Regions from separate parts of the Mus musculus genome. Here regions 1 and 2 are each linked to region 3. Evidence: chromatin loops called from intact Hi-C (ENCODE). Cell type or tissue: left cerebral cortex. All regions are shown on one strand.

The links. Hi-C counts contacts between places; a loop is a spot of excess contacts. Peaks named below come from ENCODE experiments on the same cell type or tissue, not always from the same donor. Only the 100,000 strongest peaks of a DNase experiment are listed, where the experiment ranks them.
Region 1: it touches region 3 in a loop (4-fold over the local background); 13 of 42 quality-filtered maps call a loop at or near these places.
Region 2: a loop joins it to region 3, with 3 times the contacts of the local background. A loop is called at or near these places in 7 of 42 quality-filtered maps.

What each region holds. Positions count from the first base shown.
Region 1 is chr13:44,782,285-44,790,284 of GRCm38, forward strand. The region is part of intron 1 of Jarid2 (jumonji, AT rich interactive domain 2); the gene reads left to right. Among named protein-coding and RNA genes, the nearest start is that of Jarid2, 55 kb to the left of the region's middle. In left cerebral cortex, a CTCF peak has its summit at 4,209; a DNase peak (open chromatin) is centred at 4,200.
Region 2 is chr13:44,974,833-44,982,832 of GRCm38, forward strand. It overlaps Dtnbp1 (dystrobrevin binding protein 1), which reads right to left. Exons shown (of 10, transcript NM_025772.4): 5 at 7,909-8,000. Among named protein-coding and RNA genes, the nearest start is that of Dtnbp1, 23 kb to the right of the region's middle. In left cerebral cortex, a CTCF peak has its summit at 3,168 (motif pointing left); a DNase peak (open chromatin) is centred at 3,227.
Region 3 is chr13:44,728,836-44,736,835 of GRCm38, forward strand. Jarid2 (jumonji, AT rich interactive domain 2) reads left to right here and starts at 2,436. Exons shown (of 18, transcript NM_001205043.1): 1 at 2,436-3,081. The coding sequence starts at 3,037. In left cerebral cortex, CTCF peaks have their summits at 2,621, 2,821, 4,717 (motif pointing right) and 4,920; DNase peaks (open chromatin) are centred at 762, 1,102, 1,849, 2,152 and 7 more places; H3K4me3 peaks cover 5,527 bases; H3K27ac peaks cover 3,538 bases.

The DNA of each region.
Region 1 (8,000 bases), 53 kb after region 3:
AAAATTAACTAAAGAAATTAACTCAGTCAAGTTTAATCTGTTCTAGTAGCCTGCCTCCCTCGCAATAGGGGTTGGGGAGGAAGGAAAGAATGATGTTCTTTAGATTGGAGCATTGGAGTTAGGACTCTTGAGTTAAGGGGCTTTCCATAGCCTAGATTGCAATGTTCCCTTACAAAGAGCTTTCTACCAAGTCTGTGGGTTCATCTTGGTTTGAGACTGTAGCATTTATAAGCAACAAATCTGTTATTAACTTGCATTCCTACCCTCCTCCTCCTCCTTCTTCTCCTCCTCCTCCTCCTCCTCCACTCCTCCTCCTCCTCCTCCTCCTCCTCCTCCTCCTCCTCTTCTTCTTCTTCTTCTTCTTCTTCTTCTTCTTCTTCTTCTTCTTCTTCTTCTTCTTCTTCTTCTTCTTCTTCTCTTCTTCTTCTTCTTCTTCTTCTTCTTCTTCTTCTTCTTCTTCTTCTTCTTCTTCCTCTTCCTCTTCCTCTTCTTCCTCTTCTTCTTCCTCTTCTTCCTCTTCTTCCTCTTCTTCCTCTTCTTCCTCTTCTTCCTCCTCCTCCTCCTCCTCCCCCTCCTATTTTTGTTTGTTTGTTTGTTTTTTGAAACAGGGTTTCTCTGTACAGCCCTGGCTGTCCTGTAATGCACCTTGTAGATCAGGCCACCTCGAACTCAGAAATCCACCTGCCTCTGCCTCCCAAGTGCTGGGATTAAAGGCGTGCCCCACCACACCCGGCTCCTTCTCCATTTCTAAGCACTTCTAAGATTTATTTCTATGTATATGAGTGCATTGTAGCTGTACAGATGGTTGTGAGCCTTCATGTGGTTGTTGGGAATTGTATTTAGGACCTCTGCTCGCTCCGGTCAGGCCCCCTCGTTCAGTCCCTGCTTGCTCCTGCCCAAAGATTTATTTATTATTATACATAAGTACACTGTAGCTGTCTTCAGGCACACTAGAAGAGCGCATCGGATCTCGTTATGGGTTGTTGTGAACCACCATGTGGTTGCTGGGATTTGAACTCGGGACCTTCGCAAGAGCAGTCAGTGCTCTGAACCATCTCTCCAGCCCCCTACCTCTCTTCTTAGAAATGTTACTGGCAGCTATGGAACTTGAAGTTGCTGCACCCTCCCTTCCCCATATTGTTTGTGTGTTTGTTTTTGTTTGTTTGGTGTTTTGTTTTTGTTTTGTTTTGAGACAGGGTTTCTCTGTATATCCCTGACTGTCCTGGAACTAACTCTGTAGACCAGGCTGGCCTTGAACTCAGAAATCTGCCTGCCTCTGCTGGGATCTGCTGGGATCAAAGGTGTGTGCCACCACGCCCGGCTTGTTTGTATATCCTTGGCTGTCTTAGAACTACGAAGGCGGAAGATGTCATTTAAGGACCCCCTCCCCACACACCCACCCCCAAGTGCTGGGAGTACAGATCTGTGCTGCTTTCTTTCCCCAGCTATCTTCTCTACTTACTTTACTTCCTTCGGATGGATAGACAGATGTAGACTCAGATTGACAAGGAAAATGGAGCTTTAAGGAACCGGGCAAGTGTAATTTCGCCAATTCTGTTTTAGCTGGTGTGTGCTTGGTCTACACACATTTAATTTCTCATTTTCTCATGCAGTGCTCTATTGAGAACCAATGTCTTGTCTGTCATGAGGCATTTTTGGGTGTTTGTGTACCTGGGGTTTTAATCATGAAGTGCCAGTTCCCATGTAGGGCTTAGGACAGTTTTGATAGATTGCATTGGTGACTTGTGTAGAAGAGATCCAACTTTTCTGGGAAACTTGAACTTTTGATCTGCACCAAAGCTCCATGAGTTGCTGTTCAAGTCTTACTGAGACATGGATGCCATGGCTGAAAGAACACTGGACTTGTCAAATGAAGAGTGTAATGTGCAAATACAGCAATCGGTGTTTCTCTGTGCTACTGAGTTTTTGACTTGCAAATCTTGAGAACTGGAGGTCTTGGTGGAAATGCTTTCAGGTCTACAGAAAGAAGCTTGTTAAATTTTAAGAAGTAATTATCTGAGTACTGTGACTGCTGTGGGGAGGGACCCAATGGAAATCTCCTATTTGGGGGTCTCTCTCTGCCCAATGTGTTTGTGGGCCTGCATCTGCTCCATCAGCTGCTGCTGGGGCCCCTGATGATTGAGCTCAGTACCAATTTTGACTCCTGGCAGCTGGGATGGCTTCTGGTAGAGCGAGAATTCATCACCCTTATTCTATTTCTTCCTAAATAATTTTTAAATGTAGGCCAAATTTCGAATAAACACAACAATTGAAAGCAGTTCCATGTTTCCTGACTGTAGAGAATGAAGAGCTAACCTCATTCTCTGAGGAATGTCAGCTATCCACAGAACTGGTGTGAATTGGTTGGGAAAAGGTCTGGAAAAGCTCACACTCTGAGGGTGAGTGACCTTGGGTTAGTCATTTAGCCAGGAAAGGAAGCATGCAAAAGCCTAATAAAGACTCACAGGTTTTTTATCATATGGTAGCCTTGGTCTTTCAATGACTAATGTCTGGTGTGGAATGCCTTTTTTTGTTTTTTGTTTGTTTGTTTTGTTGAGTCTCCCAAGTGCTGGCATTAATTAAGGGGTGAGCCACCACTGCCCGGTGTGGAATGACTTCTTGAAGATTCATTCATTCTTTCTCTCTCTCTCTCTCTCTCTCTCTCTCTCTCTCTCTCTCTCTCTCTGGGGGGGAACAATCTTTAATGACCATGTCGGTGATTCATTATGGAGGTGGGGTGGCACCAGGGTGTGGCAGACATGCCAGAGTTGTCCCTGTCTTCTCCAGCAGCCTCTAGCTCCTGAGGTAATCTGTATTTGCCAGACTTTCTTTATCATGAAGATGGGGGTATTAATGTCTGCTGGTTGAGGGTTCAAGATGACACAGTTGTAGCTGATCCTCGGCTAATTCCTCCAATCTGGCCAGATGTCGTAGCCTGGCTTGATGGCAACTCGCTACCCATGTCCTGCTTTCGTGTTCAGTTGGAGTTGGGTCCATAGTGTGGGCTCATTGATGGCGTCTGGGTTGGTGGACTCAATCTCTCAGCATGATGGCACCTCTGTGGGACTCCAGGAGCGAGTCCTTGAAGATGCTCTTAAGTATTGGTTTGGGTTCATACTTATGGGTTCCATCAGTTTTAATTCTGTCATGTGCTATCAACTTTGACCTCTTGATCGTCTCTGAAGTTACCTGAGAAAGTAGCAAGATACAACTCTCAGGCCAGTCAAAAAAAACCCTGTACTAACACACTAGGTGTTACTACTCACTCAAGGTCGTCATTTGACTAAGGCATGTTTAAAGGTGATGTGTGATTTGCAGGAAGACCATAGGAGTTTTTGTTTGAAATCACAAACATTCAGCAATAAACCTGTATTTTTTCCTGTTGAACATAACTTTTATCTTGTATATATAATTAGTAATACTTTTCTTCCTCCAATTTACCCAAGTTGCCTCTCACATAACTAAAAGGCCATTATCCCAGTCAGAAGCAAATTCTTAATACGTGACTGTATCTGTATTTTTTAGTTGGTTCGTTTTTCATTGTGGAAATTTCTACTGTGAGAAGATACATGGCTCCCTGGCATTTGTTTCGTCTTCCCACCCCCTGATGTCCTGAATCAGGGCATCAATTGCACACTGCTTTAGTGAAGGGTTGTGTGGATGGTCAGGGAACTGAGGATAGACAGGAGATTTTTCTATGCTTGGTCCTAGCATAGAAATGTTTGCTTATGTTTTCTCATTCTGTTATGTGTGTTGTGTGTTCCTTGCAGATGAGGTGAGAAATTTACTAGGGAGGTAGGCAAGTCTGTTTCTTCTAGTGTTGGAATTTACTGATGTTTCTAGGCTTCGAGCATTGCTAAAAGAAAGCCAAAACAAAACAAACATGACAGCTGTGAGAGAGTAGGAATGATTAAACAAACATCTTGATCTGCCTTTGTATTTAAACTTCAAATACAAAGCTGAGATTCCGGCCCAGCTGGAGGACGAGTGGCTGTAGCAGCATATTAGATTTGAAAGGTGAGTGTAGGGGAGCTGTGTTTGCTGAACAGAGTTCTCAAAATGTTCCTGAGATGTTTACAGAAAACAGCAGGATTTTAGTTTTTTGGACATTGGAACAATTTACAGATCCATTAAGAACAGGCTAGGTCGCTGGGTGCTGGTTTTCTTGGTGATTTTGCTGCCACCTGTCTTACAGCAGGAGAAACACGCCTTGGAGATTTTCAGTCCACATTGAGGCTGCTTAGTGGCCAGTCTAGGAAATGGCCACTCTCTTGCTCTGCCACACATCTCCTGTGGCTCCCACAGTGCATGTACCACCCCAGTGCCTCTCAGAGGAGCGTTTTTTGAGCAGGGAAACTGTACAGCGATTGTATAGGTCTGGCCTGTCCTTTTTTTTTTTTTTTTTTAATAAATCCTGGAATAGTGACAGTGAAGGGTGGGAAAAGGAATAGAAATGTAGAAATGCCTTGGGATACCTGCCTTGCTCAGGATGTAAGTGCTGTCTTTGATCTTAGAGGGTACTTTGGGGTAGGCAAGAAAGGAGTGTGGTGTTTGTGGGGATTGAGAAGAGAGCTGGACTTTAGATACCCATAATGGCCTGGTCAAAGGCTCCCGTGAATCCCAAATGCTCTGCATTTCCTACTAATTTCTGCTTTCTTTGTTGTGCATGCCTTTAAAGACGTATTTTCATATGCATTGCCTGCATGAATGTTTGTGTGAGTATGTCAAATCACTTGAAGCTAGCTGGAATACAGACATTTGTAATATTGTGCTTTATGGGTGCTGGCAATTGAAACTGGGTCCTCTGGAATAGCAGCCAGTGCTCTTAACCGTCCCTCCAGCACAGGCCTGGAGAAGAGTATGATTCTTTATCCTTTAGAGAATAGGATAGTTCCTAACAGAAGAGAAGAGATAGCTACCGTATTATACAGTGGCATAGAATTCAGAATCGTCTATATCGAGGACATTGGTGTGCAAGCACAGATGTTTCTGTTTCTAGACACAGGAAGGTTTCATGTTGGTGGCGCTGTAGTTCTCACATCTTTTATGTGTCTGTGATGGCACTAGATATTCACTATGTAGCATGAAATAACAGTGCTTTCCAGACTAAATTTAAGAAGAATGATATTTGATATTCAATAAATATCAAGAGAAGAGCTAGCCCCTACTTAGCTTCATGGGGTAAAATCCTCCCTAGTCAACGTTCAGGGTACTTAAATTCTATGCAGTCATAAAGTTCTTGGCTTAGCTTCATTGCTTACCTTCTTATTTCTGAAAAGTTCAGGCTACTGGCTGTTTATTGGAACTGCTGGGAGCTAAAAAAGAAATGGTTAGAAAATGAATTGGGGTAACTGTGGTTTGATTATTTTCACCAGAGGAGACAGCTCTCTTAGTATAAAAACCAGCTAGTATTTATTAGGTCACTAGTTCCTCTCATTGGCTTAGATTTTTTTCTCAAAATGTTTCAGATTCAAAGATGACACCTTTTTAGGTAGAAACTACCTTCTTCTGGGTGACTACTTATCCAGATGAACCTTAATGGGCAAAAAAATAAATAGGCTATGGTCCTAGAAATACATGACTGGGACTGGGAAATGGCACTGTTGTTTAATTTTCTTCACATTCCAGGACATAGTATTTAAGATGTAGGTAATGTTTTGGTGCTGATCCAAGCCTCCAACAAGTCTGATTTAAAACAGAGAAGCCTTGCATTTAATTATGCAGCTCATGGGACACAAGGATAGGAATAGGAAGAATCCAAGTGCAGTGTATTACTAATTTAGGGTGGCTTTCTGGCTGGGGGAAGCAAGGGTTTCTATCGTGTAAGTGGGTTGAAGTAGGTATAGTCTGACTGTTCACTATCCGATGGCCTCCAAATCTGATGATTTGGAGGTTTTTTGGAAACCTACTGTGCTTTAAGCTCATCTGGTATTCATTATGTACAATGAAGTCCTTAAACAAGATGAAACTGTATAGCTAATGACATAAAATGCTTCCTCCTTATCTAATCAGGAAACTATCTTGAGTTTCTAGATTAGATGTTATTCAGAAAGGATAATATAGGGAATAATTACTCTGTATTTCATTGGAAGAATTTGCCACATGGTCTGTAAGTCACATTGCATATGAAAATAAAAATCAAGAGCAGTCTTTAGTAGTTTCGTAAGAATATGATACTTTTGTTTTTTTTTTTTAAGCTTGCATATAAAATATGATATGTAGTGTGTAGCAACTTTGTGGTGTTGGTTCATTTGTCAGTTTTGTTTGGCCATTACAAAATTTTAGAGTTTAAATTTAGTAACAGGAGGCAGTGTAACTGATTCATGCAGGCTGTATACGTGTTGACTGTACAAGGTGGTGTTTTGTAGTAGTGTATTCTAAGTAAAATGAATGTGCCAGAAACTCAAAAAAAAAAAAAAAAAGAAAATAATTAGATCTCTGTAAGATTTTATGTTAGATCTCTTAACATTTTCACTTCTAAACACTACCAGTCATAGAAAACCTGGCCCTTTACCAATCATAACATCAACACAGTCACCTGTGTGTGTGCACATGAATTCATGTGTGCATATGTGCATACGTGCATAAGCATGTGTCCCCACGTGTGTCGTCCTCCGTGTTTTTGCATATAGTGGTACATTGCTAAATTTTCTCACCCTGCTGGAGATGGATTCTCTAGGGCATTGCACATGTTAATTCGTTCATCTGTGAGCTATATTTTTAGCCTCAGAAATGATAAGATTCCGTTAGTGACATACCTGCTAATTTTGGCAACGAGGGTGCTTGGACTCTTGCAGTGCATTTTCCAAGGCTACTAATACTTAAGATTTGTGGGCTACAGCAATAAAGTTTGCTTGAACAGGAAATAGTGGTCCCCCCCTTTCCCAAATCATGAAACATACTTCACCTGTGCTCTGACTCATTTCTTTCTCTTGTTTATTTGTATTTGTGTAGTCCAGGCTGGCCTGGAACTCAGAGATCCATCAGCCTCTTCCTTCTAAGTGTCCAACTCAGCTGTCTGCTCATAGGTCAGGGTTAGTGTATTTCATAAATTGTCTCATGTCTCTTTCTTGCTGTGTTTGCTGTACTATTCTGATTTCAATGGCTGTATTAATAACAGTTAAAGATGGAGAAAGTTAGTAATAGATGTGAGCTATAAGAGCAGTCTACTTAGAAGGGGTTCTTGATAAAACAATGTATACTGCAGTATATTGCGCAGTGGATGGACAAATCTTCATAGCTCCTGTTGGGTAGTATAGTAAATGGATTCCTGGTGCAGTAGTGCACCTTTCAGTCTGGGATAGCACAGCTGCCCGGGACCAGGATTTCAAGGTTGGTCTGGGTAACTCAACGAAAAAACCCTCAAAACAACAAAAAATTAAACATAATTTTAGAAGAATCAAAGATAGTGTGGAATTATATAATGATTTGGTATTTTGCGCTCACGGATTAAAGACTTGGACACAAATGGACATTTTTTTTTCTTCTGCACACACACACCTCCGTGGACCTCTTGCCTTTGGAATTGTAGATTTTAGGTAATGGATGTACTTTGTGAACAATTAGCATGTTCAATATATTACTGGGTATAAGAGGCTATATTGTAGACAGTGTTTCACTGTACAGAACTGGCTGTCTTGGGACCTATTATTAGCCTAGGACCAAGCTAGCTTTGAATTTAGAAATGAACCTGCTTATTTATGCCTCCCAAGTGCTGGGATTAAAGGTGTGAGTTACCACACCCAGTTCATTTAGTGTTTTTTAATAATAGCATGAGAAATGTTTAATGTTAAGTGTTTAATGACTCTTTCAAGGATTAGTTTCTTACCAAATCCTGAGCAATATTTTTTGGCCAAGTGTCAGGAAACATCTGCATTAATCCCGTGACTGAAGCCAACTTCAAACAAGCAGCAAGTTAAGAATCCCTAGCTCACTTTGGCTGATCTTTTTATGAGCAATGTCTAAACCCTAACAGGTGGCACAAGGGAATTTAAGGATAG
Region 2 (8,000 bases), 250 kb after region 3:
GTTCCAGGACAGCCAGGGTTATACAGAGAAAACCCAAAAAAAAAAAAAAAAAAAAAAAGACAAGTCTGAGCAAGACCCCATCTTAACCACAACCACAAATGCACATGCATATGCACATGTGCGGACACACACACAGCGGGGTATAGTGACATGTGCCTTTAATCCCAAGCACTTGTGATGCACAGGCAGGCAGAACTCTGTGAGTTTGAGTCCAGCTGTGTCACATAGTGAATTCTAGGATAGCCAGAGCTACATAGTGAGGCTTTGTCTTAAAAAACAAAAACAAGACACCAAAAAAGCTGCCAGGCTCATTAAAATGCCTGTAATCCCAGCCCTTGGGAAGTAGAGGAAGAGGAGGAAGAGGAGGAGGAAGTGGAGGAGGAGGAGGCGGAGGAGGCGGAAGAGGAGGAGGCGGAGGAGGCGGTGGCGGTGGGCGGCGGCTTGGGGTTTCGAGAAGAACAGCACTATGTTACAGAAACTATCTCAAAATCTGACCAAAAGAGAATTCTGCTGACCAGTAATGTTCATGATGTAATACGTAAGAGCTCTGGATAAGAATGTTATAGATAAATTAATCAAAATATCAGTAGCATTCCCTTTTTCTCTAGTAAACTCACATAGCTACAAACTATACCTCAGGCTGTTTTTAGACTTAGGATCCTATATAATGAGGGGAAATAAATTTTAAATAGTTAAAAATTAGAGTCAAAAGTTACTCTATATTGGAAATTTGTTTTCAATTGTGTCTCCTATATATGGCAATCTCCAAGTTTACATTATAGTGCTGCTGGCTGACTATAGGCTAAATAGCCAGATATCTAATGCGTTGATCCTTAGGCAAGCCAATTAATGTGGGTAGAATTCTTTTCTAGGTTCAAATTGTGCTTGTATTCTTTAGTTAGTGACACGGACCAGGTAAACCCAGCTCGTGAGAAGAGGACATCGCCTGGATGTTCCTTTCTGCATCTTCCTGTTCTTTCTACCAAGTCTGGTTCCCAGCACCACATGGTGGCTCACAACTGTCAGTAACTCCAATTCCAGAGGATCTGACTCCTTCTGGCCTCCATGGGCACTAGGCACACATGTGGTGCATGATATACAACAGGCAGATGCCCACACATGTAAAAATTGAAAGAATATCCTCCTGAATAGACCAACAAACTGCAAAACAAGAAACATAGACTAAAGCTGTCTGGGTGGGTCACTCTGGGTCACTCTGTTCCTACCACCAGATCCTCACTTGTGTCTTCCCCTTTGAAAAGCTTCAAGCTTCCTGACTCCTCTCACACTGGAATTAGGCTTCTTAACTTGGCTTACAGGGTTACAACCTTTGGCCACAGTCTACTGTTACAATCTTACCACACCATCCAGCTGACATTCTACTTTATAACCAAACTGACCATTTCAACAAGAACCCTGTGTGCCCTGCCTCCATTCCGGCTGTGGCTGGGATGGGGCTGCTCTGATTGCCCCTTTCTCCTCCTCCCTCCTCCCTCCCTACCTTCCTCCCCACTCCCTCCTTCCCTCCTTATCCCCAGTGTCACACTAGGCTCCATGCTAGCCCTGGCCCAGACATTGGCTGTATTTTTATCCATGCTTCTAGACTTCATGAAGACTCACCTCACTGACACTCTGTGGCTACTTGTTCCTTCATCCCCCCCAGGAGTCAGCTAAGGTCTAAATACTGCATCCTGTGTCTTTGTATTGCCTAACACTTAATCTGGGTAGCCTGGGGAATTCAACAAAATTCTGGCGATTTTATTATTCTATGATTCATATTAATCTAAATTAAGAACTTATGTCAAACTTTGTAAAAGACTAACTTAAAACAGAGGACTTAGGAAACATTAAGTCACGTGATGCTACCTTCCTAGTCGCATCAAACTTTACCACCTGATCCTAAATTGGAGCAGAAAAGGCAGTGGGAATTGTTCCATGTCAAGTCTTCCTTTTGTTTAGTGAGACAGGGTTCCAGGCTGCCCAGCTGGCTCTGTACTCATGGTCAAGGATGGTCTTCCTCTGCCTCTCACCTGCCAGGAGGACAAACAGCTGCCACTGCACCAACTCTGCATTCCAACTCACACCAAACCAAGTCAGTAAAGTATAGGAAAAAATGTTACATTTATACCTTTTTAATTAAATTATCATGAATAGATACATGATATGTATTCCAAATATTTATTTTAAATTTGCAGAAATTTAACTACCCTAATACAACCTACTCACCTGCTACAATACCAGCTACACAAATGAGTAAATGTACAACTTAGAATACACACACACACTAGCAAGGCTCCACAGACAAGGAAGTCAAGCCTCAGCATTCTCTCAGCATCCTGCTCACTCTAACAGCATGTCTCTTTAAGTGACTGGTGGAGACAACAGGGAATTTCACTGTGAGAGCCACTTGGGAATGCCTGACAGCTGTGCAAGAAAGAGCTCCACAGATCTTGGTGAGAAGACCACCCCAGAGGGGAACAATTCAGCCTGCAATTTTCCTTTGTGCCATTTGTTTCAAGTAGATATGATCCGTACGTAGTACAGCCTGAGATGTGAAGATTGAAGTAGCATACTAAGATTATTTCACATTTAATGAGCTTCTTTCTAATCAAAATAATTAGCCTCACAGAACAAAGGTGTCTTCTTTGTCTGCATACTCATAGGTCATAGGGGCCAGGAGCTAAAAAATGGAAAACTCTTCAAATGCTTGCGCCCCACTTTTATGTACTGAGGCAATACAGTAATGATGATATGCTAATAAGGAATCTTTAAAAGGTGCATTAACTTGCAAAAGCCATTAGAGAACAAATGAGATTCTCATAGTAGACTAAAAAGGTGCCGAGAGAGTTGCTGTACCCTGTGATGGGACTAACCCTGGAAGGAACTTGGGCAAGCTGATCTGGTTTGTGAAACACAGCCATTAAAGTTCCTACTAGATGCTCTCACAGTCTATATAGAGAAAGCCACACAGTGATAGAAGACCCATCAAAAGCAACACAGAAACTCAATATATGGCTGCTACCTATCTTAGAATTAGTGGACTGTTCTATTGTAGACAAAGGAACAATCTTCAAGCAGATCACACAAAATTAAGTAATAGAAAAAACAGAAAGACAAGGCCTTGACAGTTTAAATTTGCTAAAGGAACATGATTAGACTGCCCTCTAGTGGAAATTCAAGAGAACTCAATAAGTGAAGGGTTTTTTATTTTTTTTTCCTACTTCACCAGATCACACTGAACTGAAACTCAAATTCACCCTTTGGCCCAGGTGCTTGCAACTCAAGGCCCTCCTCCTACCTCAGCTTCCTAAATACTGGAATGAATATATTTAGCTTCCTAAATATATGCATGAAGCACCATGCCTAGCAATAACAATACAGTGCTTTCTGGACTCATATGTCCTAGTCTTTGATTAGAGTACATAGTGACTATTTCATCTAATACGAACTCTGTTTTATCCTTAAAAGCATTTCTCGATGCACAAACTACTACGCTGTTTATCCTGTCACATTTGGATGGATCTTTTAAAAGATGAGTCTCATGTAACACAGGTAGCAGAGGACGGCTGTGAACTTCAGATTCCCCTGCCTCTCCCTCCCAAGTGCTGGGATTGCGCTGTGCATCGACGCTGGCTGCTGATTTATGCTAGACAGCGGTTGAAACCCGGGGCTTCCTGCATTCTAGGTAAAAGCTTTACAAACTGAACTACATCCCAGCCCTCATCTTCCAACACTTAATATCATGGTTTTGTCTCCCAATCTAAACTACATAGTATCCATCTTTTGTTACAAAAAGAAAGAAAGAAAGAAAGATTTTGTAAATTTGCCAAGTTAGACAAACTTCTAGTAGATTGTCAGTCCCCTCATGGCAGACACTCAGGCTTGCTCTAGAGCACAGTACGCAGGGCCACAGTACACAGGAGAGACATAGTAGGCACTGTGCTAAGTGAGTTGACATTGTCATCTCAGTTAATCCTCCAACTACCCTCACAAGCAGGTCCCTGGGGGACTGGTTCCCACAGATGATTTAAAATACCAAATACAATGTAGAAGATATTATGTGAATGCCTGTAGTGCATTATTTAGGAAATGACATGATTGGGGAAAAAATTGTATATGTGTTCAATATAAGCAATTTTAAATAAATATTTTCTGTGTCCAGTTGGCTGAATCTATGGATGCAGAACCTACTGCAGGCATGGAGGGCCAGTTTATCCTGATCTTCATTTGTAGCAGAGAACGAAGCAAGGAACACTGTCTCAGAGATCAGAGTTCACATCCAGTTTCTCACTTTCCAGCATACCTTTATCTTTATTTCCTAAATCGCAGTCTTACCAGTAGCTATCAATTAAACAAGCATTTGTAAGCTAGATGGACCACATCCAAAAAAAAAAAAAAAAAAAATCAATAAGAATGGATTAGCCTTTGCTACTTAACAATTCCTGAGGGGCTAGGTTTCCAAGACTCCTATTTATTAAGCCACAGGCTAGCACAGCTGAAAGCATCATGACATAATATAGATCCCTTACTCTTATAAGGCAGATCATCCAGAAAACAATGCCAAGACCAAAAGATGTACGATGCCTGGAAAATGGAGAGAACGAGTGGATAATGTATTACATCCCACAGAGCCAGGAAAACAAAAGTCAAAGTTGGGATAATAAGATAGCCATTGGCTAGAGCTCTCCGTTCAGAACCTAGGCTCAGATCTCCAGAACCCATTTTAGAAGCCAAACACTGCAGTCCCCATCTGTAACCCCAACACTACCACAGGGAAATGGGCAGTAGAGACTAGTGAATCACCGGAGGCTCACAGGCCAGCTAGGCCAACACAGACAGAAGGAAAGTGGGAAGAGACACTCAAGGTTGCCCTCTGACCTCCACATGCACACCACAGCATGTATGCCCACACTCAAACTCATGAATGTAGTCACGGGAGGGCAAATGGGGATGTGCGCGTGCGCACACACACACACACACACACACACACACTTTAAAAAAAATCACAGTTAAGGTCAGTTACTATTTTCTTCTAAGTTGCATTTAAATTTTGGTATTGTTTAACTAGTTAAGCCTTGTGAGATGATGCCCAAATTTTTAGGTTATGACAGGGCACTTAATATTTTGAAGCTATCAAAAAGGAAACTCAATAATGTATGAATTATCATTTGAAACACTAAACACTTCCAGAACCTAAGAATGATGCCCGAGCTCACTGAATATTAGTTCCTAAAGTACATCAATGACAAAGACATTTTTAAAAAGCTAACCCATAAAACCAGGTTTTATAAAGCTTCCATTATGGTATCAGTACTGATTCTATGAAATTAAGTTGTTTAGATAAAAGTGTTACAATTTCAAAACAACTTTCTTTGAGCATATTCTGTGTTGACAAGATGCTATCTCACATGGTCATTCACTATTTTTTGGTATGGCTTTGTTTTGTTAAGACATGGTCTTATTCTTAGCCAAGGCTTTCCTGGAATTCACTGCGTAGCCCAGGCTGGCCTCTAACTAGTGGTGATCCTTCCTCGTCCTCTCAGTCATTCAATATCTCTAGCCTCGAAACACAGTATATTTTAAGAAAGACTTAGGCTGCAATTCCCAAATAAAAATAACTATGAAAATACTTGTAACATAATGTATACAACTAGTAAGTGGCATTAACAAAGGAACAACTACAAAGAGAAAATATTCTCCTTTGTGGGAAGAAGGGGACAGTCAGTATAAAACAACGATGATCAAGTGACTGGGAAAGGCTCGAGCAGGTGAGCTGAAAGGACGTGGCTAAGAACGGCAATGTCTACCAGTTAGAAGGATTGCTAACGACAGGGAGAAAACCAACAGAAAGGGAACAATGCAGGAGGGCCAGAGAGACAGATGTTCTACATTTCTCCTCAGACACACGGTCCCCTTTCTAGGTCATGCTTTCAGAAACAACTCTCAGGCCCAGCAGGTCTCTGTAAGAGCCTAGGACATGAAGACCACAGTTTCTGAAGGCTGCCTTCCTACTGCCTCATCACCCAGAGCACAGCTGTGTTGTTAATGTCTCACTCACTGTGAGGCCCTAACCCAGTCCCAGCCTTTCTTTCTGTAGTAGAGAGCAGGGATGGTAAAGGCTCATTTGTGAGGTTCTTGTAAGAACTAAAATGGTCTCTGTGAAGTGCCCAACAAAGCTCTCCGTCGTGTAGCTGCTACCAGCCGGGCAGTAGTCACAGGGACAGTGTCCAAGAGAGCTCTGTCTATTTGGACACAGAACACTGCTCTATGATTTGCTGATCACTCTCTGCAGACCCACTGGTGACTGCTGTAGAGGAGGGGACAGTGAAAGGTGAGAAGGAAAGGTGCTCTGCTCCCCACGGGACTGCATGAAGAGTTATCTTCTGTGCATGCAGTTCCCATTCCCCGCATCCATCCAAACTTAAGCTAAGGGAGAAAAGAGTGTTGAATAAAAGTTAAAGGGAGCCACCATCTTGGACTAGGCATCTTCACCAGTCACTCGAGCTGACATCCCACCGCACTGAAGTGAAACTGAGTGGTAGCCTGGCTCTTAGCATGGTGACAGCCCCTCAGCCTTAAGCTTACCCACACCCAACGGTCCCTTCCACCTTTGTGTCACACACACACACATGTCCCTTGTGAAAGGAAATATGCTACACTTTCCTGTCTCTCTCTCCAGAGAAAGAAGGAAGGACAGAACGACAGTCGTAAGGATAGATATAAGCATAGTACGAGATATGGAAATAACATAATGAAACCTATCGCTTTGTTTGCTAGACCTAGTAAGGCAATTCAAGGACCTGCCTCCCTGTCCCTGCCTGGCAAAATAATTTTGAAATGACTAATACATTTTAATTTTTGTTTGTATTTCCTTACTTTCTTTTTTGTCTGTAAAAGCACTAGTAAACTAATAGTGTTCTATTTTAGAATTAAAATAAATTACAATTTAGAATTTAAAAAGTAAAGCCATTTTGTGATCTTTACGTTGTTCTAATTTTGTCCTTTGAGAGCAGTGACCCACAATATTACCTTCATGTGTACATGCATCAAACACAACAGATAATTCTCTGAATATAAACCCATCCAAATGAAAAATGAAGAAAACAAACTTCCACAAACTTCAAATGCAGCAGAACTCATCTGACCTCATGTCTATCGCCTGAAGGGTAAAAACATACTGTAAGACATGAATTTCTGAAAGCCTAAATTCTAAAAGCAATGTTTGGAGGACATCCTCTGGCCAGGATAGTTACTGTAAGTCCAATTCATTCATTCATTCATTCATTCATTCATTCATTCATTCATTCATTCATTCAACTTACACTTTTAAACAAAAGACCTAATGACAGTCTTGAGTTATTTTAAAAAAAGATCAACAAAGGCTGGCAAGCTGATTCAGCCAGCAAAATGCTTGTAGCTTAAGCAAGAAGATCGGCCTGAGTTGGATCCCCAGTACATACATAAAGTGCCAAGCAAAATATCTTGCTTCTAATCATGGCACTAAGGAGCCAGAAACAGGCAGATCCCTGGGGCCCATTGGCTGGCCTCACCAGTGAGTATCATGGCAAAATGAGAGATACTGTTTCAAAGTCATAATGAAACATCCCAAGAGCTCTGGAGGAACAACACCCCCACCCCCACCCCACTTGACTCCCCTCCATATGCAGAAGCACCTGTATGCATACAAACATTTGGGCAGACATAGGCAAATAGGTAACACACACAAAGCAACAAAACTAAAATTATTTCCTTAGCTTACTGTAGGCAGAAAGCATTAGTGGTAAATTTTAGAAATGAATACATTTCTATATAACAATAAGAATGCACTATTATTTTCAAAGCAATAGCTGAGAATTGATGAATTCTTGGAGGGCTTTGAAACTGCTCTCACACACAGGCCACACTTACCCAGGCTTGCCATCAGAGACTCCAAGTCCTGCAGGAGAGCGGGCAGCTGCTGCAGCTGCCCCTGCAGCTCGTTCAGGCTGGTCCTCTTCTTC
Region 3 (8,000 bases):
CCCCAAACTTGTCCAGAGAAACCACCAGAAACTCACCTTTGTTCTTATTTAATTGACTGGGGTCTGACAGATATGACATTACATTTGCACAAAGCTGTTTAAAATAATAACGACGTGGAGAAACAGACACCTCTAGTGTACAGGTCGTAATGATCCGAATGGGTTTGGAAAGCACCTTGTGTCAAGACGACCATAAAGTCACTTGGGTGGTCAAAACTGAACTGTAAAATAGAAATGTATTCGATCATTCCAACCAAACGGAAACAGTGAACAATTTGTGCATTATTTAAGACACACAGGCAATTAATTTTTCTGCTTGTAAAATGAACATGAGTTTTAGAAACTTAAAAAATAAGACAAATAATGAGGTATAACTTTTTAAAAATAAGGGTGTCTTATGTCAACTCATGAAACAGTCCAATAACCTGCATGGTTCTAAACTAGGGTTTTGTTACTTTATAATCCTCTCCATAAGCTTTGGCCGGAATCAACTTGCAGATGTGGAAACTGAGCAGCTTAGGAAAGCCATCGCTCAACTTGTCTGAAGTGGCCACTGTGACCTCTGAATCCATAGGTGTTAACTCGCTTTTTTAGAACCTTCTAGACACCATGACTAAGTTGCCCTGTTGCGACTAACAGTGGAATGGTCGTGACTCGGGAGTGCTTGTTTTGGGAACCGACTGCCCGGGAGGAGAGAGAGGAAGAAGCCAATGTGTGTCTGCAGGTGGATGGGAGAGGCTCCAAGCCTTTTCGCTTCCCTGAGGCTAGCCAGTCAGATTTGAAAAGCAGGACCTTGAAGACCATAGGTTAGAACCAGGAAATTAGCGCCGAGGCTGGGAGCCGTGCTAAAGTTCCTGCGAATGCCCCCGAGAGCGACAGCAGGGCCTGCGATCCATTGATCTGAGCGACTGGCGAGCCTGGGCAGGGCAGGGGCTGGGGCAGGTAAGGCTGCGGGGCACAGACCATTGGGCTCTCGGGCACTCAGTGTTCGAGACGCTTCCTTACGGGCTGCCTGTGTTGGGGGGTCGGTCTCCATTTTTCCGTTCACGGTTTCACCTCGGCGTTGGGAGTCTCGGTCGCGGACAGCCCTAGTCCTGAGGGTAAAGACCCCCTTCACCGTCTCCAGGGACGGCGGGGCTTCACCTCGGAGCCACCGGCGACGGCCTAGGGTCGCGTCGGCCCCGGGGACAGGGGCGGGCACGCGGGCCGGCGACCACGAGGCCGCGAGCTTTCGCCGGGAGGCTGCCCCAGCCGCGTCTGCCTCGCGCGTGGGGTCGCGTGCGGCCGCGGGCCGGCTTGGAGCCGTGACCTCGGACCACCCCGGCGGCCGAGCGGCCGCCCGCTTGCTCGGCACACGGGCGCTTGTCCTGAGGTGACACCGCCGGCAACGGCTGAAGCAAGCGGGCGCTGCCGATCAGCGAGTTCGCACCGAGCGAGGATCCCTCTTGGTGCGTGGCCCAGTTTGGCTGAGGACCCGCTCCAACCCCTCGCTGACACCGCCCCCCGCCGCCGCCGCCGCCACGCTCCGAGGCCTTTCCCCCGGGAAGCCTGGCGGCTTGCCCTCGCGGGCCCGCGGGCGCGCTCTCGCGCGCCGATTCCTCGATTCCACAGGCGGTTCGCGCCCGGGGTGGGGGCGGGGCGGGGCGCGCGGGGCCGGGCCGAGCCGGGCCGGGCCGGGAGGGCGGCCCCCGCGGGGAGGGGACTGGGGGGCGGGGCCGGCGTGGGGAGTTCCTCGCTCCCGGACCACACGCTCCGCGGGCCAATCCCGAGCCAGCCTCTAGCAGTGTCGCACGCGGGACACGTCCAAGCGTTTGTTGGCAGGGCCCGGGGAAGGGGGAGGGGGAAGCGATCGGGGAAAAGGGAGTTGAGTGACAGGAGGCGTGGGGCACGCTGGGAATTGTAGTTCTTCGCTTCCGTGGCCATAGCCATTTTGTAGTCAAGGGACTACAACTTCCAGAAGATCAAGGGGACTATTCTAAGGTGCCCCGGGAATAGGCGGCTCTCCCCCGGGCCGGGCGTCCTGGGGCACTGGTACCCAGCTGCCCGGCTGCAGGTAGACGTGAGGGCAGTGGCGAAGGTTTGCATGCGGCGACTGTTGGGTGAGCGGACTGCGGGTGGGGGGGGGGGGGGGGAAGGGGCTGAGGTGGAGCGACCGAGCGTGCCATGCATTGAGCTAGGGAGCCTCTCTCAATTCCACGACTGGGCTCGGCGTGGGAGAGGCGCCTGACGGGCGGCCCGCAGAGGCTTCGTGGAGGCCTTTCCGGGGTCTCGTCGACGGGGCTGCGGGAGTTCTCCGCACCGGGCCGGGGCTTGTGGGCAGAGGTTAGGCAGGCGTGCGGGGGGCTCAGCTGTGGGAGTTTTCGGCTGGCGGGAGGTGGCGAATTAGCCGAGGAGCCCTAACTTGTATAAAAGCAGAGTCCATTTAAAGTTGGGCTGGCTAGCCTCTCTCTCATTGGTTAAGGGGCTTGGAAAAAAGAGACTCGGCGAGCCCTCCGCTGTGGTGCTGCCGCCGCCACCGCCGCCGCTGGAGTTGACTCTTCTGCTCGCACTGCTGCTGCAGCACAAACGTGACTTCCAACATTTTAAATTTATCTTTTCCTTTTTTCTTCTTCAAGATGTAACTACAGATCAGATACTAAGGACCTTCACGTTTCGCTGATGTAGTTTTTGGAAGAAAAAGGGGGGGAGTGAAGGGCGTCGGTTTTTTTTTTTTTCTTCTTTTTTTTTCTTTTCTTTTTTTGTGTCTGTTGTATGTTTCGGGGGAAATTTTCCATTATGAGTGTTTTACTAAAGTGAATTTTTCTTGTTTGCTTCGCTCGTCTTTGGCTCTTTTTATATTTTTTCTTTTATCCTTCTCAATTTCGGATTTATTTCAAGGCGAATCTGGTTTTGGGGGAAGAGGAAGAAAAGTCGGATTACAAGATCAACCACCACCAACAACAATAAAAACCACCAGGATATTTTTTTGCAAATTTCTGACGGCTTTAAATTCATGAAGCAATTGTCCCCTTTTGCAATCAGCATTTGGATCTCAGAATGAGCAAGGAAAGACCCAAGAGGAATATCATTCAGAAGAAATACGTAAGTGCTCTTAACAACACATCCTTTGGCTTGCAGTTTTAAGCGATGGTTGTGAATGTCAAGTTTATAGATAATTCTGCAGCTGAAAGGTTTTAAACAGCGTCCGATAAAGCTCTTTCTTTTCCGAAAGGGCTTTTCAGGCAAAGTCGTGTCTGCCTAGTTTGGTTGAGAAAACAGACTGGTGTAGAGATACCTCAAGTATATAAATTGACCTCGAATGACACAACGTTGATGTAGTTTTGGTGAAAGGCAAGGGGTTTTGGTGGAGGTTGGGGTTCTGTGTGTGGGGGCCCCCGCAGTGATCTAACTGCATTCTCGGGCGGATTTGGTCCCATATTGCACTTTGCATACAAATGAGCCTGTTATTAGTGTTATTTGGAAAATCGTGTAAGGTATGTGTGTTGGAAGCTAAGTTGCAATCCAGAGTACGATTATGGCGATCTTCTAGCACTGGCACATCATTTAATATATGTGGCCCTTTTGGCTTATCTAGCTTGCAACATGACCCAGTTGGGAATCATGTTACTGGGAATGCATTTATTGGTATTGACTTTTATAAAGAGGCTGGTTTTGGTTCTAAAGATTCATGGTTTCTAGTTTGAGGGGAAAAACATAGCTCATGTAAAAGTATATGTGTGCCTGAGTGAATGCATGTTAATACGAATAATTTCTCCCTGAAAACTGGGTTTCTGAGATTGGGTTGTGATGGTTAGGTTTGTTTTGTGCACAGTATAGCAGCGTCTTGCTTGGCATAGGGAGTGTTTTTGTTTTGTGTAGTGGCTTTTTTTTTTTTTTTTTTTTTTTTGTAAGTTTGGGGGGAGGGAGTAGAGAGGGAAACCAGGGGATTAACCAAATATGCACTCGAGTGATCCGGTGGTTAGCTGCGTATGCTTTAGAGCAAAGTACACTTTTTTCCCCCAGAAAAAAAAAAGGCCCTTGAAGATAAATAAAGAACAATGCGACCCTATGAGAAAGTTTTATTTAACTAGGGTCGATGATTTGGTCTTAATATTTTTCCTTTTTGGTTAGAGAGGAGTGTATAATGGGAGATGACCTTCTGGGCAGTGGTTTTGTTAAATGTGTACACACACACACATTTAATGGAAAACCTGAATTTCTCCCGGAGAGCTGATCCTAATCTATACACGTAAACTTAACTTGAAAGAAACGTAAGATTAAATGAAGCTCAACTTACAAAGCCTACTCCATAAGGAATTTAAGAATTAAAATACATCCGCATTGCAGTGGGCCGGGTAAAGCGCAAAGGACTAGTTTAAACTCGATGTGTAGAAACTGCATGGACACACAGCCTTGCCTTGGAGCGTGGACTCCTTCCCAGAGCATGTCTCCTGACGTAGCCACAAAGGATATGGGGTAGAACTTGGGACGAGAACCCCCACCCTATCCCGGACCCCGATAAGTTGGAGAACACCGTGGGTAGGCATTTTGTTTTTTTGTTTTTTTTTGCTGGAGGCCAGCGGACCCTGTGGAGTCTGGACATCCGGCCGCAAGCCGGCGGTGGCTGTGCGAGGCAGAGCGTGAGTTGCTGCTGCGGGAGCCGAGTCTGCTCACGCGGTGCTCCGGACGCAGCCGGCCGGGAGGGTGCACGGGGCCCACAGCGCTTTGGGCCGTAGCCCGGGCTCGGGCCGCGGGCGCGCGGGCGGCCTGTAGGGGGCAGACTCCGGGTTGTGCTCTGGCTGGGCGGGTGGGTGGGGCTCGCGGGTGGCTCGGCGTGCTGACTCGGGGCGGGACGGGCTGGGTGAGTGAGGCTAGGGGGTGGTGGTGGTGGGGGTGAGGAAGGGAAAGATGCCTCGGGCGCCCCCCGCCGCGCGTAAGGCTCAGCTCTTACGCCGCCCTGCCCGCGGGCTCCAGCGCAGTCTCGAGCAACAGGTTAAGCAGGAGAGACGTCAGCGCGCCCCCTCCCCTCCCCGCGGCCTTCTTTTGCCTTGCGCCTTTGCACCCCCCATCCGGGCCGTCACGTCCTCTCTCCGCCCCTTGCCCCCAGTGGCTTTGAGTCCTCGGTTCTCCCCCTTCGCGAGCTGCCGCTGTCTGTTGTCATTGTGACGTCACAAAGGGACAGCCCAGTGGAACCTTCCTTTCCTCCGTGCTGTCAAAAGTCGGGCGGGAGGTTCCAGGCGCTGCCTGAGTAGGAGCTCCGGGAGTGCGGTGCTGTGCTGTGCGGTGCGGGGCGTGGGAGGAGGCAAGGGCCTGTGAGGGATGTGCCCGACCTGGACCTTCCGCTCTGAGTCAGTGTTCCAGGTCCCAGCAGGTGAGCATTGGGAAGCCTTTTACCCCTCACCGAGTGCCCTTGAACCTTCTCAAACTACTTAGGGGCAGGAGAGCAGGGGTGAGGCTCCTTAACAGGAATATTTTCACTCCACAGTTCTAGGTCTTTTGATTGTGGGACGTATCACTGTAATTCCCACTCACACCCATGCTAGTGAAAGGAAAGAAAATTGCATTTAGGAAGAGCTTTTTTTAACCTTCTATATGGTTGGAGTTTGAGGATTTTGTTACTTTGTTGCGTTGGGGTGCCTTTCCAGGAGGTGGCATGATAACTTTGAAGGGGATGTTGCATAGCATCAGCTGTTGCCTTAAGCTTTTCCTTGTTTTTGGGCAAGAGCTGTCTTGTCTGTGCCCAGTCATCTGCTCCTTACTGTATCTTGGGGACTCCGGAGAGGAAGGACTCCAAAGAGCACTTGATTTAGAGATCCACTGGGCTTAGTTCTTAACAGAATCAGTGGTTCAAAGTGGAAAGTCACAGCTGCTTTTGTCACTTTACTAAGTTACTGAGATTATGTGGGCGGAAGATAGAAAACAGTGTGCCGCTGTAAGTGGAAGGTGGCATTATTACTTGAGCTGGCTGGTGGAAGGTAGCATGCTTCCTGCAATTGGTCTCAAAAGCTTTACATGCCTTCGATTTAGTTTATTGCCTTAGCCAAGAGTTTGAGTGTGATTGTAGATGGAAGGCTTTGGGAGAAACTAGTATTATATTTCTTATTAAATGACATCCTTGAGAACCTCATAAATTGAAATATAATCCTGTCTTAATTGTGTTGGGCATGACTCCCACTACAGTACCTTAGATAACTGGAAAAGGGTGCCTTTCAGAGCCCCAATTCACTTGGACAATAAAACAGTTGCATGTTTCCCCCAGTGTGTATTTTCTGCCATCATTCCTGTAGATGGTTATTCTTAGGGGAAGTAGGGGATGATAACCAGGCCATTTGATCTTAGCTTGATACCAGATAGGAGCAGACACTTCAAAATCCAATGATCAGACTGGTGTTCAGGATGACTTTAGCAGAATTTGTACCCCTGAGTTATAATAATGTTAAAAATAGCACATGCCATGACATCCTCACATGTGGAAATCACAGGACAATGCTGACTCTGCACTTTCATCTTTACTTGGTGTTGAATTCAGAACTTAAGGCTTGTTTGGAAGACTTTACCTTTCCCTGTGGACAGAGTTGTGTCACCAGCTTAACCTAATCTGTTTAGGGATCAAGTTTTTCAAATTCCTCTAATTCCAGACTTGTAAAGTGGAGACAGTTAAAGGTCATCTTTAGTTACATATCCAGTCCCAGTTCATGCCCTTCTGGGCTCCATAAAAAACCTTCTCAAACATTCCCTGCTCCCTGTGTGGCTCAGTTGTTTTGTCTTAGCAAACAGGAATTCCTGTTTTCAGTCCCTATCTCCAAATACACTGGGCCCGATGGTATTGAATTAGGAGGTTTAAGGAGGAGGGTCAGGAGTTCAAGGTCATCCTGTTACATAGCATGTAGAAGGCCAGCAGCTGGAAATATGAGACCCTCTCTAAAACATACCCAAGACTACCCCAAGACCGCAGAAAGGGAGTTAACCTCATAAAGTTCAGAAACAGAGTTGTACTACAATTATAGCTGCAAATAGGTAGCTCAGTGCTGGAGTGCTTTCTTGGCATGGACAAAGTCTCAGGGGGTTAGATCTCTAGCACAAAAAATGGTCAAATGAAATGATTGCTGTCTTCTGTCATGGTTGGTACACACCTTTAACCCCCAGCACTGGGAGGCAGAGGCAGAGGTGGGCATGCATATCTTAGTTTGAGGCCATCTTGGTTTATACAGGAAGTTCCAGGCCAGCCAGGACTAGGTAGTGAGAATGTCTCCAAGAGTTAGCTTGCTTTTCCTTTGTTAAATAAACATGGTGGTATTTTACAGCTCTGAAGGGAGAATTGAAGTTGTTAGTTGCCTTGTTTTTCCTTTTCCCACATTTATAATACTTTACTTGTCTTGGAAAATCCTTTCCTTTCCCAAGGAGTCTAGGGTGGAAATGCTTTATATTTGGTAGAATTTAGGGTCTTGCATGTGCTAGGAAAGCTGTGGTACCAAACAACCCCAGTTGTAGGTGGCAGCAACGTTGGACACCCACTATAAGAATGGCATACAGAAGCAAAGCCAGGTTGATGATGCGTTAAATTTAAAATGGATAATAATATATGTTCAGGTGGGTTCTTATTTTCTGGGTTGTTTATAATTAATATTTCATGCCCATTGATGTTTTGCCTGCATGCCTCTGTGGATATCCTGAAACTGGAATTAACAGGATGCCATGTAGGTGCTGCAATGTAGGTGCTGGGAATTGAACCCAAGTCCTGGAAGAGCAGCCTCTGCTCTTAAACTCTGAACCATCTTTCCCGCCTTTATTACTCTTTTTTAAAGGGCTGATATTTCTACAGATATATCCACACAATCTTTTTTTTTTTTTTTTTTTTTCCTAGACAGGTTTTTCTCTGTATCCCTGGCTGTCCTGGAACTCACTCTGTAAACCAGGCTGTCCTCGAACTCAGAAATCCACTTGCCTCTGCCTCCCAAGTGCTGGGTGTGTTCTACCACTGCCCCCCCCCCCCAAAAAAAAATTAAATTATTTGTATGTGT